Linked DNA regions of Homo sapiens: regions 1, 2, 3 and 4 are each linked to region 5. A link is an interaction called in ENCODE POLR2A ChIA-PET data of the cell type or tissue named here. Cell type or tissue: OCI-LY7. All regions are shown on one strand.

Region 1 (4,000 bases), 120 kb after region 5:
AGCGATATGGAATAGCCTGGGTCTCTCTCCAACGACCACATACACACACAGACACACACACACACACACACACACACACACACACACACACACTAGAGTTTCTGAACCCCCAAGAGCATACCAGGCCCCAGCCCACACCCTACAACCATCCTGATCCTTCCCGGAGCAAACGTCAGGTGCCTCCAGCCACACTAGCTCAGAGCAGAGGTCTGGCTGCCCGCCCAGTTTGATAAGTGTTGTCAGAAGCCCAATTTCTTTGAGGTCAGGGCCTTGCTTTGTCCTCATCGGTACTTCTGGAGAATAAAGCTGGCCACCGAAGTCCCCTGACAACCCTATCCTTCCTGGTCCCTCTTTCAGACCACTGGCGTCTACCAGACATGGCAGGGCCTGCCGGCGTGGCAGCTCCAACATTCATTCCTGTAGCTTGGCACGTCTGGAACAGCCTCCTCCACCCTCACCAAGCTGTTGACAGCCATCCCGACGCAACTCTGGCCCAGAAATTCCCCAGCAACCAGGAAGGCAGGCAAGAGCGGATTCTCACCCAGGCAGGGAGAGAGCCAGACACACTCCCTGCCTCCTCCCTCCCTCACTCTCTGCTGCCTTTCATTACAGCCTCCAGCTGGTTAACTGAGTCAGGGAAGCAGTTTCTTGCCTGTTGACCAGGTTGTTTGTGTCAACCCTGTAGGGGCTGTGTCTATGACTGTGAACATTTTCACAGACACCTGTGGGTGCTTGAACAGATGTATGCTCTCAGCAGAGCAAGGGGTGTGTCCGCAATAACAAACCCTTCTGTGTGCCTCTTTCAAACTGTCTCATCCTTAACGTCTATGATCTAATTTGAACATAAAAACTAATCTCAGGCTAGGCAGTGGCACAATTATTATCCCCTTCTATAGGCAAGGAAATTAGGGTTCTGATTAAGTAGCCTGGGGCCACACGGCTGCTGGATGGTGGAGTCTGGACCATCATGTAGGCTCTTATATTTACCTAAAAATTTACCTACAAAATTTACATCTAAACCATGTTTTATTTTATAGGTAAATGTAAATAATAATAAATACCAATCTAAACATAAACGTAAATGTATAAAATAGACTTACTTATAAAATATTTACCTATACAATTATTTTTACATTTTGTGTTTCATAAAGGTGGCTGATTCCGGTCTCTGTGCACCACAAATCATAGCACAATAGAAAAACCATGGGCATGGCTGTGCAGGCAGCACAGGGAGCTCAAATCAGTCTCACCACCATGCGCCTCTGGGCAGATAAACATCACTATTTTTTAATGCTCACCTTCTCTGTACCATTGCACTTTTCGTGTATGTGCTGCTGAAGCAAGCACAGATCTCTCACCCTTAACTTCAGTTCCCTCATGTGTACAGTAGAGATAATTGTACCTGTGCTATAGGGTTGTTGGGCAACCTAGAGATATCTACGTGTAGTATCTAGTGTGCTGTGCACACTGTATTAACAGCAGCCATGTTTTCCTTCATCCTTGCTTCTCCAACCACGAACCACCAACAAACTGCTCCCAGTAACCCCAGACATGCCAACGCCCCTTCATCCCCAGGCCTGTGTTCCTGCTGCCCCCAGGCCAGAAAGGTCCTTTCTCCCATTCTCCACCTATCAAAACTCCATCGGTCTCCTGGGTGAAACCTTTTCCATTGTCGTGTGGGCCCCAATCCCCAGCTGTCCATCTGATTGATAACGTATTTTGTTCTGCCTAGAGTGAGGTGTTTGCATAACTGACTCTCAAATCCCCCACAGTGTTCATCCATCTGTATCTCCGTTCCCACTCTTCACTCCCCAGGAACCAGTTTTTAATGGTGCCTTTCAGAATAGCTTCAGTGGTCTGATTTAAGTAAGACTAGTTCATTATTTATAAAATGTCAATCAATATGCAAAACTATATAGAGCTAAAAATCACCCAAGAGCCCTCTATCCAGGAAAAAATAAATGAATTAGTATCATTCCTCAAGTCTCTATATCTGTATATGGATAGAAGTGTGAAAGATGGAAGAAAGCATGCGTGAAAGGATAGATGGGGATTGCTTTACACAATAGCTGTTTTGGGTCAGGAGCAGTGGCTCAGACCTGTAATCCCAACACTTTCGGAGGCCGGCGGGAGGATCACTTGAACCCGGGAGATCGAGTCTACAGTGAGCAGTGACCGCGCCACTGCACTCCAGCCTAGGTGACAGAATGAGACACTGTCTCAAAAAATAATAATAATAAGTTTTTTAAAAGTAAAATAAAATAGCTAATTTTATTATTTTATTTTATAAGGAAAAGGAACACTTTTTTTTTTTGAAATGGAATCTCACTCTGTCGCCCAGGCTAGAGTGGCACGACCTCAGCTCACTGCAACCTCCGCTTCCTGGGTTCAAGCCACTCTTCTGCCTCAGCCCCACCGAGCAGCCGAGATTACAGGCGCCCGCCACCATGCCCAGTACAAAATAATTTTTGTATTTTTCGTAGAGACGGGGTTTCACCATGTTGGTTAGGCTGGGCTCGAACTCCTGACCTCAGGTGATCCACCCGCTTGGCCTCCCAAAGTGCTGGGATTACAGGCATGAGCCACCGCGCCCGGCCAGAAAAGGTACCCTTCTTTTTTTTTTTTTTTTTTTTGACGGAGTCTTGCTCTGTCACCCAAGCTGGAGTGCAGTGGCGCGATCTCGGCTCACTGCAAGCTCCGCCTCCCAGGTTCACACCATTCTCCTGCCTCAGCCTCCCAAGTAGCTGAGACTGCAGGTGCCCACCACCACGCCTGGCTAATTTTTTTGTATTTTTTTTTGGTAGAGACAGGGTTTCACTGTGTTAGCCAGGATGGTCTCGATCTCCTGATCTCGTGATCCACCCGCCTTGGCCTCCCAAAGTGCTGAGATTACAGGCATGAGCCACCGTGCCCAGCCGGAAAAGGTACACTTCTAATTAAAGTTAGCACTTAACATCTCCTCACGTCTCCCCTAACCCCCTATTTCTGGTATATTCTTTCTACTTCCTCACATTCTGTTCCTTAGTCCTCACTGCCCATCCCTGCCCCTGCTTAGCTTTGCTTCTCTATTTGAACGGATTAAGAGTTCACCAATTGACCTTCCACTATGCCTTCTAAGTATGTTTGTCGATTAATCTTTTTCTTCCTCAAGTGGGTTTCCTGAGAAGGCCTCTTCAGTGCTAGATTCCCTAAATTCTTGCAAGTGTGAGGATGTCTGCCTGACATACTTGCAAAGTAATTTGAGTGTAAAATTCTTCAGTCCCATTGCCTTTGCCCCAGAACTCTGTAAACAATTTTTTTTTTTTTTTTTTAAATAGAGACAGGGTCTTGCTCTTTCACCCAGCCCAGAGCACAGTGGCACAATCATAGCTCACTGCAGCCCCGAGCTCCTGGGCAAGGGATCCTCCCACATCAGTCTTCCAAGTAGCTAGGACTACAGGCATGCACTACCACACCCAGCTGATGATTTTCATTAGGGTCTCGCTATGTTGCCCAAGCTGGTCTCAAACTTCTGGCCTCAAGCGATCCGCAGGCTTCTGCCTCCCAAAGTGCTAGGATTTTAGGCATGAGCCACCTCACCTGGCCTCTGTAAACCTGTTCAGTCATGTCTGAGACCAACATGACTTCCCTTAAAGCAGATACTAGTTGATCCCAATATCCAGGTTTTCCTTTCAGTAGTAGAAAGCTTTCCCCAAAACTGAGTTTTAAGAAGGCATATGGCCTCTCAGCTGGAGACTTTTTCCCAGAGTTACTTACAGCCAGGTGTGTCTATCTATGTGACTAAGTCTTGGCCAATGGAATATGAGCAAAAGCGACGAGTGCCTCCGCAGACTCTCCAATTACCCTTTTGAAGGCCCACCTTTGTATGATCTTTAGATCTCTGATTTAAGTGCGTTATCTTTTTTCTCAGCATAGGCTGTGATTTTCCTCAAGCCTTCCTTCTCTGTTAGCAATTTCATTTTCAACAGATTCTGTTATGTTTCCTGGTAACTTTTTCTGT
Region 2 (4,000 bases), 76 kb after region 5:
AGGTCATTTAGTATCAGGAGCCAAAGCCTCCCTGATCCCCAGTGTGAGTTAGGAACCCTTCCCTGTGCTCCCACAGCACCCTGTACAGACCCCAAGACAGCGCCCCTCACAGTTTCTATGTCCGTTTCCTCTATTAGGGCATGACCTTTCAGAGAATTAGCAACCATCCTAGCCTTCTCTGAAGCCCAGGCACCTACCACACCGCTAGGCCCAGGTTAGGTCCTAAGAAATGCCTTTTGTATGCCCTGAACAAATGAATCATGAATGAGGCATCTCTGGGAGAACCACACTCCACCCAAGGGAAAATAAATACCTGGCCTGGCTGAAAAGTCAAATCACAGCAAGTCCAAAAGAAGGCAACTAGCCAGGTGCTATCTGTCTCTCCCACATCATAAAAGAAATGCTTCAGTGGAAAAATCCTGACCACATGAGAAAAAGAAAAAAGTCAGTTAGCTACCACCAAGCACAAAGGGTAGAAGCCTGGCAAGCTGATTCACGCCAATACTGTGAAACCCGGCCCAGCGGTCTGCAGACAGCCTGGAAGCAGGGGTGGAGGAGGTGGGGAGGCGGACAAGCATGAGAGGGAGTGAGGAGAACTTACTGGAACAAGCATCTAGGTCAGCTGCTCCTGGGTAATGCCAGAAGCTGGTTTATATCCTTTTTTTTTTTCTTTTTTGAGATGAAGTTTTGCTCTTGTTGACCAGGCCGGAGCGCAATGGTACGATCTCGGCTCACTGCAACCTCTGCCTCCCGGGTTCAAGCGATTCTCCTGCTTTCTACCTCCTGCTTTATTTTCTTTATTGAAATTTTTTAGAGGAAATCAAAAAAAAAAAAAAAAAGAACATCCTGTAGGAAGGGATTGGTCTAAGAGGGAGGGATGGGAGAAGGCGGCTGGGGTTGAGGTGAGGTAGAGAACTCTCCTCAGCCCCAGCCAAGGAATTCTTCACACCAAGTAGCTACCCACAGATGACTGAATATAGTCATCAAGTCTATCAATAGTCTATGCCTATCATCACAAATATTAACACCATGGACTGAACATGAACACATGCTAGTGCTGTGCTGCTGGGCAGTTTCTCTCGCTCTAATGATCATTAAGAATCTGGCAGGTGGAAATGAGTCACCTGCATTCAATAGATAGAGATGAGAAGCTTTAGGCCAAGCTTGGTGGCTCACACCTGTAATCCCAGCAATTTGGGAGGCCAAGGCGGGCAGATCACTTGAGGTCAGGAGTTCGAGACCAGCCTGGCCAATATGGTGAAACCCTGTCTCTACTGAAAATACAAAAATTAGCCAGGCATGGTGGAATGTGCCTGTAATCCCAGCCACTGGGGAGGCCAAGGCAGGAGAATCGCTTGAACCTGGGAAGCACAGGTTGCAGTGAGCTAAGATCGCACCACTGCACTCCAGCCAGGGCGACAGAGCAAGACGCAGTCAAGAACTAAGCCACTTGCCCAAGGTCATGGAGCTGGTACAGAGCTAGGATTCAAACCAACTCATCTAACTCCAAAGCTTGTGGCTACAGCACCCAGAGGAAAGACTGCCCCTACAGATAAGGGTGGATAAGGAAGGGTTCCTGTGAAGTAAGAGTGTTGACCGGGACCTTGCTGGAGCAGTGCTGGAAGGACATCCAGGAGGTCCACAGGGTCCCTGAGATCCCTTGGGAGAAGACATGCAAAATCAAATGCCCTCAGTTATTCTGCTATTTTTCAAATAGTAAATGCTACCTGGTGGGCACCTTGGAATACTAATTATCTTACATAAACTCAAATTGATATGTTCTCTATGCTGACAGCAAGTCAAATACACAAAGCTTTTAATCATTAGCTTTGCATCCAAAGCTCAAGCTTTCTGCCAGCTCCCACTAGCCTGCCAACAATGTTATCCAGGTTCCCTCGAACATGGTGCATAGGGCTTCATGCTCTGTGAGGTCTAGCAACACACCATCACAGCTAGAAAAGATCTTAGTGGACATCAGCCCAATCCTCTATCTGATGAATAAAAATCCCCCACTCAGTAGCAACAAAAAGTGGCCAGCCAGCATCTACTTCCACATCTGTAATAATGACAACCCTTCTTTCAAGACAGCCTGTCTGCAGAGAGCAAAATATTAATTAAGAAATGTTTTTATACGTTGGACTGAACTCTTCCCCATTCCCCTAAGTATCCATTTCCTGGTTCTAACAAACGTCTGTTCTTTTTTCCAAAAAACAACCTTTTAAGACTATGGCACTCTTCTAAACCTTCTCTTTTTCAAGCTAAATAGTCTCAGTCTTTGAATCATTCTTTAGATAATATGGTTTCTGAATCTCCTAACTTTTCTGTTTATTGTCCTCTGGGCCTATTTCCATTTGCCCCCCTCACTCTTAAAAGAATGACAATAAGCTCAGTTCCAGGTGTGACCCAATTACTGTAAAACAAGAGGAATGACTACACCTCTACGATGCAAATACTGAAAGTTTCTGGTTAGTTTTTAGTAGCTTCATGTTAATGATTCTCACTTAGTTGAAATCAGGTGCACTAGCCTTTTTTTGTTTTGTTTGGTTTGGTTTGGTTTGGTTTTTTGTTTTGACACAGGGTCTGGCTCTGGCTCTGTCGCCCAGGCTGAAGTGCAGTGGTGTGATCTCAGCTCACTGCAACCTCCACCTCTCGGACTCAAGCCATCCTTCCACCTTAGCCTCCCTAGTAGCTGGGAATACAGGCACACACCACCACCTCCAGCTAATTTTTGTAATTTTTGTAGAGATGGGATTTCACTATGTTGCCCAGGCTGGTCTCGAACTTCTGACCTCAAGTGATTCCCCCCACCTCAGCCTCCCAAAGTGCTGGGATTACAGAGTGTGAGCAACTGATAACCTCACTAACTTTTCTTACAAGTCCTAATCCTTAACCCCACCACCACCCGCCCCCACCACCACCCCCCCACCCCAAAACACACACACAGCCTGGCTTAACCATTGGTATTTGGAGCCTACAGCTAGGTCTTTACATTTATATTGGTGCAGCCTGTCTTTCCTCACTCAGTCCTTCCTGTAAGCTGTTAAATTTATAGGGAATCTCGATTCTGGCATATACAATAGCTTCTACCCCTCTCAGCTTCAAATTTTCCGTCAGTGTGATCAACAAGCCCTTTATGTGTTAATCTAAATCACAGGTTAGAGCTGAGGAAGCATTATCCCCATGACCAACACAAATTAGCACCCGTTAGAGACACTTCCAGAAGCCCTACGTGTAAACCAACTGAACCATCATCCAGTCCACATTTACCATGTCGTCTATGAGAACAGAAATCCTGTTACTGAGGATACAAAGATGTTCACTGTCTAATCGAAGAGTTTTAAGTTAATTACCACCACAACCAATGTCAATTAAAGTGTATGCTTCTGTATCATACAAAAATGCCTGACCACTGAGGAGATACTTGGGATGGTCTTTAACATATAGGCTATATGGCCATATATAAATTTTACTGTGCCGACACCACAAACAGGAACTAAAGCAGAGGTATGAGAAGCTAGGCATGACTGCCAACTGGAAAAGAGGTTACCTTACACCATGGGATATTATGCATACAGAAAAACTAAAGTGCTTTTAAATACGAGCCCCAATAACTCTGTGTCTCAAGTTCTAGCATAAGAAGCAGCAGCAGAAACATATTTATTTAATGATAATAATAATTCCCTTAAATATCATAGTTATCACTTGTTGAGTACTACCATGTGCTATGCATTTTCCATAGGTCAACTCAGTTACTGCCTGATACAGTTGGTTTATAATTATTCCTTTTGAAAATTTAAATTTTATTTCTCTCCCCCTAGGTTTCTCCCATCTCCGTAAGATCTTGAGGACCTTCAACAGCACTTCAGCAAAAAACATTTTCAGGTTTCCTCAGGTAATTCGTTCAACCAACCAACCATCCCTTAGATAAATAAATATTTCTCAAATTCTCCTAAGAATAAGACACTATGCTGGGTGCTGGGGAATCTGGCTGACTTTAAGC
Region 3 (4,000 bases), 69 kb after region 5:
CTTTATTACAAGAATACAGTATATAAAACACATAACATATAAAATATGTGTTCATCAGTTTTTTATGTTATCAGTAAGGCTTCTGGTTAACAGGATATTCGTATTAAGTTTAGGGACCGTCAAAAGTTATACGTGGATTTTCTTTCTTTTTCTTATTTTTCAGAGTCTACTTTCAGAAAATATACATGGACTTTCAACTGCACAGGGAGCTAGTGCCCTTAACCCCTGTGTAGTTCTATGTTGTTTAAATTAATTTCATCTGTTTCTTTTTACTTCCCGTATTTTTTAAACAATTAAATTTTATAAAAATAACAATAGAGACAGGGTGTTGCCCAGGCTGGTCTCTAACTCCTGGGCTCAAGTGATCCTCCTGCCTCAGCTTCCCAAAGTGCTGGAATTATAGGCACGAGCCACCATGCCCGGCCTCTTTTTGCTTTTTTAATGTGTCTATTACAAATCTGAAAACTACGTATGCAGCCCACACTTGTGGCTTGCTTTCTATTTCCATTAGATAGCACTGGCTGAGAACACAGTTCTGCACAATGTTAGTTCTTTATTTCTCCGTCCCCACTCACCAGTCAGCATTGTCTCAATATGGTCAGCACTGTCTAAAATCTTTTTTTTTTTTTCTTTTTGAGACAGAGTCTCACTCTGTCCTAGGCTGGAGCGCAATGATTCCGTTGCGGCTCACTGCAGCCTCGATCTCGCAGGCTCAAGTGATCCTCTCGCCTCAGCCTCCTGAGTAGCCGTGACTACTGGTGTGTGCTACCACACCTGGCTATTTTTTTTTATTTTTTGTAAAGACAGGGTCTTACTATGTTGCCCAGGCTGGGCTCAAACTCCTGGACTCAAGCAATCCTCCCACCTCAGCCTCTCAAAATGTTGGGAGGCATGAGCCACCGTGGCCAGCATAAAACCCTTAATCTTTAGGCTGGGTGAGTTCCTTCTCCTTTCCAGGCCTCAGTTTACCATCCTGAGACAGATGATGAAGAGCAGAATAGGAACTAGGCTTAGAAGACTGGGCTCCAGCCCTGATTCCACCATTACTAACTAGATGACCTTTAGCATGTCATTTCATCCCTCTGAGTGACAGTTTTGTCACTTACAAAACAGGGGGTGACACCCTGGTCATTGCATGAGATAACACGTATGACAGTGCTTGATAAATGCAAAGGACTATAGAGGTCAGGAGGAAGTAGCGTAACGTGCCCAGTGAGGAGGTTGGGCAGTCCTGCCTGCCTCCTCTGATAGTCCATGCCTCCCATATTATATTATTACTTAACTATTTTCCATGTCTCATGTCTCTAAAAACAAATCTCCCCAAGAATACATTTCTTCCTTCCCACCTGCCCGCCTCCAACACAGCCAAAGCACAGTGTACAGACAGAACCCCTCAAACCACCACACAGACCAAGTGTGCTGTGTGAGGTGGTCATGAACAAGCTCAAAGTGGAGATGGCCTTGGAAACAAACTGGCAATACAAGGTGGAAAGTGCAGGATACCAGTGTAGCAGGGACCCAAGCAGAGAGGGGCAAGAAGCGGGGGACACGTATGTAGTGGCCAACAGGAAGGACTCTAGAGTGCAGACATTTGCAAAACAGGAGAGCAGAAAGGTGTGCATGAGCCTGGAATTCTATAGCACGTCATGCAAAGAAAACATCAGGGTATGATGTACAGTGGGCCACCTATGAGATGAGCCCTGTCACCAGAGATACCTGGTTGGTAGGTCCTTCCACAGATGGAACGTCGTTGCCTTCTTGCCTTTGCTACTTCAGGTTCTCCAGCTCACCCATGATCCACTCAAGCAGGTGTGCCGTAAGTTCTTGGAGCTTAAGTACCACCTGCAGCAAATGCGTAACCCTCCGCTATTTGCACAGAGGCTTGTGAGAGAAGAAGCTCCTGTCTCACAGTATGCTGTTCCTATTTTTAGCCAGGAAACAACTCCTAACCACCTACACTCTATCTACCCCCTTCCAAGGCCACAAAGCATGAAAAGCACAAAGCTATGCCATCATGTAGGTAACAGAGCAGGCTTTTCTACATCATAACATGTTTCTTCCTAATTCCAAAATAAGATCCGGATTATTTCTAGTTAAGCTAAGCTGCAAACTCTTACTGTATCAAAAACACAATTGTCTATCTGAGTGGCCCAGGAAAAGCAAATACACAGAGTTTCTTGGGTGAAGATCTGAAGTCAAGGCTTCTACAGCTGACTAGTCCTTCAAATATTACTGCTATTCAATATACTGGTCCTTCAAATAGACTCTGTATTCAAATATTTAAAGAGAATAAAAGAATCTCAAATATCATATTTTTATTTAAAAAGACAAATGATCAGGAAGCAGGTGTTTGTGAGAGGAATGGTACATGCGATGGGAGTAAACACGCACCGATAATATGGCCACTGCACCTGTGGGCCTGTGTCTACCTATACAGAGACAGGGCAGCCACACACCTCACCCAAAGATTATATTTCAAATCAGTGTCCCCGCCCGTGGGAAGTTATTGATTAAAAGCATTTATTAAACAATCTTTTTTTTTTCTCAAGACAGAGTCTCAATCTGTCACCCAAGCTGGAGCACAGTGGCACAATCTCGGCTCACTGCAGCCTCTGCCTCCCGGGCTCAAGCTATTCTCCTGCCTCAGCCTCCCCAGTAGCTGGGATTACAGGCATAAGCCACCATACCCGGCTAATTTTTGTATGTTTAGTAGAGATGGGGTCTCGCCATGTTGGCCAGGTTGGTCTCGAACTCCTGACCTCAGGTGATCCACCCACCTCAGCCTCCCAAAGTGCTAGGATTACAGGAGTGAGCCGCCACCATGCACAGCCTGCATTTTAACAATTTCTTTATTTTTTTTTTATTTTATTATTATTTTTTTTTTGAGATGGTGTCTCACTCTGTCACCCAGGCTGGAGTGCAGTGGCGCAATCTTGGCTCACTGCAAGCTCCACCTCCCGGGTCCAAGCAATTCTCCTGCCTCAGCCTCCCAAGTAGCTGGGACCACAGGTACATGCCACCACACCCAGCTAATTTTTGATTTTTAGTAGAGTCGGGGCTTCACCATGTTGGCCAGGATGGTCTCAATCTCCTGACCTCATGATCCGCCTTCCTAGGCCTCCCAAAGTGCTGGGATTACAGGCGTGAGCCACCATGCCTGGCCCATTTTAACAATCTTAAAGGTCTTATCAATCTATTGCACTTGGATTTTATCTGGATCCTAATTTGAATACACAAACTATTTTAAAACTATACACACCCATATCTATATACATACACTCAAACACTAATATATACACATACACACATATATATATAATAATTGAGGAAAATTGAATATTGACTCCATATCTGGTATTAAGGAATACTTACTTACTTACTTATTTGAATGTGATAATAGTATCTTGTAGTTTTTATTTTTAAAGGGTCTCTTTTTTTTTTGTTTTTGAGAGGGAGTCTCACTCTGCTGCTCAGGCTGGAGTGTGCAGTGGCGTGATCTTGGCTCACTACAACCTCCGCCTCCTGGGTTCAAGCGATTCCCCTGCCTCAGCTTCCTAAGTAGCTGAGATTACAGGCGCCCACCATGCCTGGCTAAATTTTGTGTTTTTAGTAGAAACGGAGTTTCATCATGTTGGCCAGGCTGGTCTCAAACTCCTTGGCCGCCTTGGCCACCCAAAGTGCTGAGATTACAGGTGTGAGTCACTGCGCCCCGGCCTATTTTTAAAGGGTCTCTATCTTTTAAATATACATACTGAAATATCTACAGCAAAAATGAAAAAATAAACAGCTGAATTTGAAGTCAGTTAAAATAACATCTTATTTTGTATGACTATTCATGTGCAGTAAATGAAAGTTAAACAAACAAAAAGTCCCCCCACTTTGAATCACCTATGAAATACAGAATATATGGTCTGTTTATACAGCCCTGAACACTCATATAAAATTCACTCAGTGAATCTAACACAGCTGTGTTAGACTCCAGCCCTGAAAGGGATCAGGA
Region 4 (4,000 bases), 54 kb after region 5:
TACCTGCCAGGAAGCAGGGGAGGAGGGTCAGAAGGCTGAGGCCCGGCTTGACCGCTGTTGGGTGTGAAAAGTCTTCATTTTCAAGGATGAGATGAAATTTTCCGGAGTGTCATGAATCAGTATTTATCTTTGGCTAAACACGAGACCTTGATGTTCATCTCAACAAAACCAGTATTTGCGGCCGGGTGCGGTGGCTCATGCCTGTAATCCCAGCACGTTGGGAGGCCAAGGTGGGAGGATCACCTGAGGTCGGGAGTCAGAGACCAGCCTGGCCAACATGGTCAAACCCCGTCTCTACTAAAAATACAAAAATTAGTCAGGCGTGGTGGCGCACATCTGTAATCCCAGCTACTCAGGAGGCTGAGGCACGAGAATAGCTTGAACCCAGGAGGTGGAAGTCGCAGTGAGCTGAGATTGCATCACTGCACTCCAGCCTGGGTGACAGAGGGTGACCCTGTCTCAAAAACAAAAACAAAACAAAACAATAGTTGCCACTTTTAGTGTTAGCTATTTCAAACACTGCTCCACAGCAAAGAGAATAGGAACGTGGGACCCTCGTGGGAGGCAGGGTCAAGGGTGTGTCACTGTGAAGACTGAACTAATAGAAAAAGCCTGAAACCAGGGCACAGATGTGAGGTCCTCCAGCTCTCCAACCAAATCACTGTGTGTCCTCAGAAAAGTCACTTATCTTCTCTGAGTCTCTGTTTCCTCATGTGAAAAAAGGGCTTAATAGTCCCTATTTCACAGAGTTATGGGAAAGCACAGGGGAAGTAATAGATGGGAGAAGGCTTTAAACTGTGCAGAGGAAATGTTTGTTATTTTAAGTCTCTCCAGACAGTGCTGTTATTTCATCACTTCTATAGAGCCATAAGAAATAAGGCTTACAGATTAAGTCAGCTCCCATTTTAAAGAGGAAAAAGAAACAGTGTTCAAGAAACACTTAAGACGCTAAAGGTCTCCTCCATTATGAATTGAAGTCTTCGTGACTGGTACAGAATCATTTTTGTGTGATCATCAAGATGAAAACACAACATTGTTAAATTCTCCCTGAGCCCTTCCACCTCACCCCTGCCAGCCCTCTGCAGCCCCTGCCTGGTGGAGAAGATTTGCTTTCATTTCCACAGAGCAGGTGCTCACGGCCTGACATAGGAAACGCTGGTAGACCCGACGACTCACAGTGAAGCCTGCTGACTTCCCTGGATTTCCCCTCCATTTGGAAAACAGGCCAAACTCACCGCACCTCCCACCCTCATGCTTAGACCTCTTGCACTGAATGTGCTCAGGGGAAGAAAACAGGAAATCACTGAGATGGTCCCAGAGAGAAATCACAGGCAGGCTGGCAGCCCTACGGCCTGGCACCCAGTCTTGATTTCAGGAGAAATGGCTCTGTGCCCGATCAGCAGCACCCTTGCTCAGGACTGAGAGAGTGTGGTGGGGTTTTCTGGCCTCATCTGTTAGCCTGGGCCCAGAAGCACTAATTGCTTGGTGTTCAAATAACCTTAAAAAGTGCAGCTGGGCGAGGTGGCTCTTGCCTGTAATCCCAGCACTTTGGGAGGCTGAGGTGGATGGATCACAAGGTCAGGAGTTCAAGACCAGCCTGACCAATATTGAAACCCCGTCTGTACTGGAAATATAAAAATGAGCTGGGTATGGTGGCGCACGCCTGTTATCCCAGCTACTCAGGAGGCTGAGGCAGGAGAATCACTTGAACCTGGGGGGCGGAGCTTGCAGTGAGCCGAGATCGTGCCACTGCACTCCAGCCTGGGAGACAGAGCAGGACCCTGTCTCAAAAAAAGAAAAAAAAAATGAAAAAAAATGCAGTAAATACAGACAAAGCACTCCCGCTTCTCTCTTGGTCTGCGAGCAGACAGTTTATTGAGAGCCACAGTTCCCGTTTCTGTTTTGGCTGCTCTCAACCTTCTGAAAGAGGTGGCAGATGTGTAGCAAGAGCACGACTAACATAGATGACCGGAGCCTGGGCAAACAGTGAGTGGGGAGGAAGATGTGAGTCCTGGGGAAAGGGCAATAAATTGAGGCAGAGACCATAGCTTGGCTAGGTTGCCCTGGAAAGAGAGCGTTCCAGGTCTGAATCCTGCTCCAGAGAGTAAGATGAGACAATGTCAAACAAACCCTCCCGAAATTCAACCCAGTCCTCCGAATCAAGTACTGCAAGGTGCATTTCCACTGAATCAAATAAATACCATTAGCAATTTGAATTAGTTCCCTAAGATGACCCAATTCCCTAACATGAATTTCCTGGCCTGTGATAGCTGCCTTCATGCCCAGCAGGGCATGGAAGATACAGAAATAAAATTTTACAGAAATAAAATAGGTAAAAAAGTTAAAAGGATAAATGGTTACAGGAGCCTGGAAGAATAAAAGGTAAAGAATTAATGACGCAGATACCAGCAGCAGTTCCTGCAAGGGGCCTTCCCTGTGTGAAGGAACCCAGCTCTGAGCTCCTTGCCGCCTCTGAAAAAGAGCAGGAGGTTGTTTCACATCCTGAGCCTCAGCTTCCCAAGGACAACAAAAGCTACCATTTTCAGAATGACCATTGCACCCCAGGCATTTTCTCTATAAATGTCTATTACTTCACAGTTCATGATTGCACTGATTTCTTCAGTAAAAAATCTGAGGGTCAGAAAAATAAAGGTACAAAATCAGTAACTAGTAAGTTGTAGAGCCAGGATTTGAATCTGGGATCTGTCTGTGTTTGCCTCTCATCTTCAAAGTGAAGAACGAGGAAGAGAAAATAAATCCTTTTTCTCCGGGCACGGTGGCTCACGCCTGTAATCCCAGCACTTTGGGAGGCCGAAGTGGGCGGATCACTTGAGGTCAGTAGTTCGAGACCGGCCTGGCCAACATGGTGAAACCCTATCCCTACTAAAAATACAAAAATTTGCCGGGCATGGTGGCATATGCCTGTAATCCCAGCTACTCAGGAGGCTGAGGCAAGCGAATCACTTGAACCTGGGAAGCAGAGGTCACACTGTTGTACTTGACCAAGTTAGAGAAAACGCCACACTTTGAGACGAATTAAGAGTCTGTTTATTTAGCCGGCGGCCAAGAGACAGCTAACGCTCAAAGTTCTCTCGGCCCCGAAGAAGGGGCTAGATTTTCTTTTATACTTTGGTTTAGAAAGGGGAGGGGGGTCTAGTTAAAACAATTTTACAGAAATAAAATAGGTAAAAAAGTTAAAAGGATGAATGGTTACAGGAAAGTAAACAGTTCCAGGTGCAGGGGCTTTAAGACTATTACAAGGTGATAGACGCGGGGCTTTGGGCGTTATCAATCAGACTAATTCCTGGGAATTGCAGATATTGCTCGCCACAGTATCTTATCAGTTAACTGCATTCTTGGATGTGCTGGGAGTCAGCTTGCACAAGTTAAGTCCCTGAGGAAGGGGCTGCCAGTGAAAGAGCCAAGATGGAGTCTGTCTGGCTCTCTTAGCTAAGGGAGAGTCAATTCAGGTGGAAACAAGGCTAGGTGATTAAAGGAAAAGGGAGAGTCTAAAAACAGGGTTAGTAAAAACAAGGTTGGGCATTACACCACCACTGCACTCCAGCCTGGACAACTCCATCTCAAAAAATAAATAAATCATTTTTCTTCTACTCTTGTCTCTGCCTCCTCCCTAAACGGGTGGGAACCAATTCAGTGACAGGCTGGGGATTCAATGTCACTGGAAATAAAAGAAATTCAATTAAAATAATAACATACACTTTCCCCCACCAAATTAATAGACTAAAAAATTACAATAGAGCTGACAAGGTCACTTTTAAGTAACTCATGGAAAAATAACATGGAACGTCTTCTCTGAAGGACAATTTGATTAAATATATCAAAGCATTAAAAATGACCATTCTCTTTTAACCCAGTAATTCCATCTCAAAAAAAGAAGTATTCAGAGAAGCAAAGACTGCAGTTTTATGTCAGCCCATGAATAACCTGAAATAACCTCAATTCCCAAGAGGACAATTTAACTTGTCCTCTTCCTTTAAAG
Region 5 (4,000 bases):
ATGAGTTTGTGGCACAGTTAGAACCAGAGCCCAGAGGCAGGCTCCTAACAGATATTCTTTCTGCTCCAGCAGGACTACACCCATAAAACCATCAGACATTCAAATAAGCAAGCACACCATGAGGGTCAGGTCACCCTCAGTCTTCCTGTATCCAATGGAAAAACAGCCATTCACTTGAGCTACTTGAGATGAATGAGACAGTAATCCATGAAAATAGAAACAGGTGAAGATGAATGATAGTTTTATCCAGAGAAGAGAAACAGAAAGTGGCTGGGGCTGGGATCTGGTTGAGGGATAAGGGAGAAGCCAGCAAGCACTCCCCTCCTGGAACTTTACACATGGCTCTGAACTCACCCACATTAACACCATCTATATGAAGTTCAAAGATTTTCTACCAAAAAAAAAAAAAAAAAAAAAGGTTGCCTTGCCAGGTGCAGTGGCTCACACCTGTAATCCCAGCACTTTGGGAAGCTGAGGTGGGCAGATCACTTGAGGTCAGGAGTTCGAGATCACCCTGGCCAACATAGTAAAACCTCGTCTCTACTAAAAATACAAAAATTAGCCAGGCGTGGTGGCGGGCACCTGAAATCTCAGCTACTCAGAAGGCTGAGGCAGGAGAATCGCTTGAACCCCGGAGGCAGAGGTTGCAGTGAGCCAAGATCGCACCACTGCACTCCAGCCTGGGTGACAGAGACTCTGTCTCCAAAAAAAAAAAAAAAAAAAAAAAAAAGAAAGAAAGAAAGAAAAGAAGATTGCCTTAAAACTGGATGGGGAATTGGAAGCATGGGTTCCAGTCCTGCTCTGTGTCTAACTCACTCCATGGTATTAGATGGACCATGTCACATCTCCTGGCCTCAGGTGCCTTATTTAGACATAACCACCTTGTAAGGCCCTGCTGAGGGGACCAGCTGTTCCTGGAAGAATAAAGCTGTTCTCAAACGCCTGTACTTACCTGCAGGGGGAGTGTGACCTGGGTTTGGAGATCCTCTTAGGGGGCAGGGGAGGAGTTCATGCTGAGAATAAGTCATTGGCAGAGCAGCAGAGCCCTGGGGAACATCTGCCAGGAAAAGGCTACACCAGGGCATGGAGTGCTGCTGCTCAAGACACTGTTTAAAGTAACCTTCTCAGTTAGAAAGTAACAAATACTCACTGGGGACAGTTAGAAAATGCAAGAATAGAAACACACACACACACACACACACACACACACGCACGCACGCACATCTTCAGATATTACCACTGTGCATATTTTGGACTTTTTTCTTCTCAAATCTGTTTTCCCTCTGTTATAGACTGAATTGTGTGCCCCCAGAATTCCTATGTTGAAGCCCTAATCCCTAATGTGACTAATACCCTGTTTGGAAATAGGGCTGTGAGGGAGGTAATTAGGATTAAATGTGTCATGTGGTGGGGCCCTAATCCAATGGGGCCAGTGTCCTTACAACAAGAAGAGACCCGCAGAGCTCTCTCTTTCCACCACGCACAGAGGAAAAGCCATGTGAAGACACAGCCTGAAGGCATCCTTTCTCTGATTCGGAGAACTAGTGACTGAGACTGTGTCTGCTGGCCCAAATCAAGAAGCCCCAGAACTCATGATTGCCATCATGATTAAATTTTAGCTCCAATTATGATATTAATAGACTGTATGGCAGGGGTTCCATCAAAATCACCCAGCTCACCATCGCTGGTTTTAGACCCGTTGTTGATGGAAATCTCGCCCACCTCCCACCCGCCCTGCCAACCCATCCAGATACCTGTCTTTCAGTATCTTGAGAAGAAAAGTTGGAGCTTCCAGAAAGCTTTGGTGATTTAAAGTGCTGGTGGCAAACACCTAGAACCAAATCCCACCTCTGTCGCTTACTTTCTGGGCTCCTGTGAGCAACTTAAACTCTGGGAGCCTGAGTTCTGAGGTAAAATGGTGGTTGGTGGTCATACCTCACAGGGTTTGCCATGAAGATCAAATGAGAGAAGGCATGTAAGACCCTTAGATGGTATATATAATATATTTAACAAATGGCATCAACTATTATTTCAAGATAAGCCCCACTGAGTAATCTGGAAATGTCCTGGTTGCAGTCCAGTCAGTGTGGACTGTTGCTAGGCATATAGGAAGTAGGTCTTCTCTCTCCAGCTAGCACAAAAGCTTCCAAGGAAGCCACTGGGTCTTCTTGTCCCATTGTCTCCTCTCTCAGGCCCACAGGGTACAGGAGGTACTGAGTTGAGTCTCACAGAAACCTTCTTACTCTTATAGTCAAAACTGCATTTATTTAAAGACCTGTCCATTTACATATATCATTTTTCCTGTTGACTCTCATAGCCACACCTGGCACAGAAGTGTCACATGCCTGACTAGGTCTGCTGGCCTGAAACCTAACAGTATGACACCATTCTCTATAAAAAGCCACCTTCTCAATAAGAAAAGTGCCTTTTTTGTTTTGCATGCCTTCATCATGGCCAAGGGAGGGGAGCTGAACAAATGTGGGTCCAGATGGCTTTAGAAGAGAGCTGCTAAAGCCAGGCGCAGTGGCTCATGCCTGTAATCCCAGCACTTTGGGAGGCTGAGGCAGGTGGATCACCTGAGGTCAGGAGTTTGAGACTAGTCTGGCAAACATGGCAAAACCCTGTCTCTACTAAAAATACAAAAAATTAGCTGGGCATGGTGGTGCATGCCTGTAATCTCAGCTACTTGGGAGACCGAGGCAGGGGAATCACTTGAACCCAGGAGGCAGAGCAGGGAGCCGAGAGTGCACCACTGCACTCCAGCCTGAGCGCAAGAGCAAAACTCTGTCTCAAAAAAAAAAAAAAAGAAAAAGAAGAGAGCTGCTGTCAGGAGACCTCTCCGTCTGGGAAAAGAACAAGCCACTCAGAGGCAGAATTCTACCAAAGCAACAGCTATTCTCTCAGTGACTTCTGGGTGCCAGATGTTCTCCTTGTGGAGTGGGGGTGGGGACCCCGTTTACTAATCCACAGAAACAGACACAAAATAGTTAGGATAACTGACCAGGACAAAAGATAGAGAAGACAGACCACCAGCTTTTTAGGATATCAAGGTAAGAAAGGGCAATGATAGAAAGTGTCCATCACAGTTCAGTACCACCACAAGTGCTGTCATGGAGCGGCCAGGACTCGAGTACGAAAGGAACAGCCAGATACTTAGTGTTGCTTACAGGAGGTGAGAAAAGAGAGCTGACTTGCCTAAGAAGCAGCAGGAAAGGCTCTCTTGAGGGTGGGTAGTGTATCCCGGGAAGTGGGCCACCTTCCTCGCAGCCCTGGCACAATGGTGCACAGAGATCTAGAAGTGTAATGGGAAAAAAATCTGCTTCAGTAGAAAGCCATGCATTTTCTGAGCACACTCTTCCTCCCTGTCAGATTCTGATTCCACGGGAGCTATTTCGCAACCCTTTGTGAATTGTAGGCAACTAATACATGTGCCTACTGGGCAGGATGCTGCCCAGGAGAGTTTCAATTGATTTCTCCCCTCCCCCTGCCTTATCTCACAGAAAAACTAGTTCAACTCCTTTACTCCAAATTTGTGTTGCTTTGACTTTTCCTTTGAACCAGTTGTAATATCTGCCTGGTTCCATCATACGAGTAAAATAAAATCTTCATGATGAATTCATTTTTAATATCTGTATGAGAGTCATCATCTTACCTTTTTTTCCCTAAAAATTATCCTTTAACAGAAGTTTTGCCTCCCTTCTGCTAGATGCCTCTCAAGTGGTCTCAAGCTGACTCACCTTCCCTGTTGGGATTTGGGAAGGTGGAGTCATTCGCAAACAGGCAGAGGCAGACATTCAGGTTTCAGTAGTGCCCATCGCTACTATTTACAAAGCACTTGCTGCATACCAGCCTCTGGGTGACATGCTCCACACATAGTAACTCCTTTGATCCTAAAAAAAAACCCTGGATAGTAACTATTCATATTTCTGTGTTACAAGTAAGGGAAATGAGGCTCAGAAAGGTAAAGTAAAGCAACTTGCTGAAGTCACTCACACAGGAA

Evidence for each region. Peaks named below come from ENCODE experiments on the same cell type or tissue, not always from the same donor. Only the 100,000 strongest peaks of a DNase experiment are listed, where the experiment ranks them.
Region 1: POLR2A ChIA-PET joins it to region 5 with 12 read pairs; 9 of 35 experiments call an interaction of 5 or more read pairs at or near these places.
Region 2: POLR2A ChIA-PET joins it to region 5 with 18 read pairs; 4 of 35 experiments call an interaction of 5 or more read pairs at or near these places.
Region 3: POLR2A ChIA-PET joins it to region 5 with 50 read pairs; 6 of 35 experiments call an interaction of 5 or more read pairs at or near these places.
Region 4: POLR2A ChIA-PET joins it to region 5 with 17 read pairs; 13 of 35 experiments call an interaction of 5 or more read pairs at or near these places.

Annotation. Positions count from the first base shown.
Region 1 is chr3:186,944,622-186,948,621 of GRCh38, reverse strand. All of the region lies in intron 1 of ST6GAL1 (ST6 beta-galactoside alpha-2,6-sialyltransferase 1), which reads right to left. Among named protein-coding and RNA genes, the nearest start is that of ST6GAL1, 16 kb to the right of the region's middle. In OCI-LY7, no CTCF peak of the experiment used is centred here; DNase peaks (open chromatin) are centred at 701, 1,381 and 1,771; H3K4me3 peaks cover 1,700 bases; H3K27ac peaks cover 3,814 bases.
Region 2 is chr3:186,987,490-186,991,489 of GRCh38, reverse strand. The region is part of intron 2 of ST6GAL1 (ST6 beta-galactoside alpha-2,6-sialyltransferase 1); the gene reads right to left. It overlaps LOC124906314 (a long non-coding RNA gene), which reads left to right. Exons shown (of 3, transcript XR_007096208.1): 2 at 3,819-3,892. Among named protein-coding and RNA genes, the nearest start is that of ST6GAL1, 59 kb to the right of the region's middle. RefSeq lists a silencer at 355-649. In OCI-LY7, a CTCF peak has its summit at 133; a DNase peak (open chromatin) is centred at 2,481; H3K4me3 peaks cover 1,750 bases; H3K27ac peaks cover 4,000 bases.
Region 3 is chr3:186,994,390-186,998,389 of GRCh38, reverse strand. The region is part of intron 2 of ST6GAL1 (ST6 beta-galactoside alpha-2,6-sialyltransferase 1); the gene reads right to left. It overlaps LOC124906314 (a long non-coding RNA gene), which reads left to right and starts at 3,438. Exons shown (of 3, transcript XR_007096208.1): 1 at 3,438-4,000. RefSeq lists enhancers at 1-20, 604-713, 1,474-1,953 and silencers at 1,064-1,143, 1,775-2,069. In OCI-LY7, no CTCF peak of the experiment used is centred here; DNase peaks (open chromatin) are centred at 719, 1,125 and 1,869; H3K4me3 peaks cover 3,292 bases; H3K27ac peaks cover 4,000 bases.
Region 4 is chr3:187,010,064-187,014,063 of GRCh38, reverse strand. All of the region lies in intron 2 of ST6GAL1 (ST6 beta-galactoside alpha-2,6-sialyltransferase 1), which reads right to left. Among named protein-coding and RNA genes, the nearest start is that of ST6GAL1, 82 kb to the right of the region's middle. RefSeq lists an enhancer at 1,203-1,322. In OCI-LY7, no CTCF peak of the experiment used is centred here; DNase peaks (open chromatin) are centred at 523, 1,113 and 1,913; H3K4me3 peaks cover 2,671 bases; H3K27ac peaks cover 3,821 bases.
Region 5 is chr3:187,063,812-187,067,811 of GRCh38, reverse strand. The region is part of intron 5 of ST6GAL1 (ST6 beta-galactoside alpha-2,6-sialyltransferase 1); the gene reads right to left. Among named protein-coding and RNA genes, the nearest start is that of RPL39L, 74 kb to the left of the region's middle. RefSeq lists a silencer at 1,002-1,051 and an enhancer at 1,999-2,178. In OCI-LY7, a CTCF peak has its summit at 953; DNase peaks (open chromatin) are centred at 961, 2,361, 2,861, 3,991 and 2 weaker places; H3K4me3 peaks cover 3,128 bases; H3K27ac peaks cover 4,000 bases.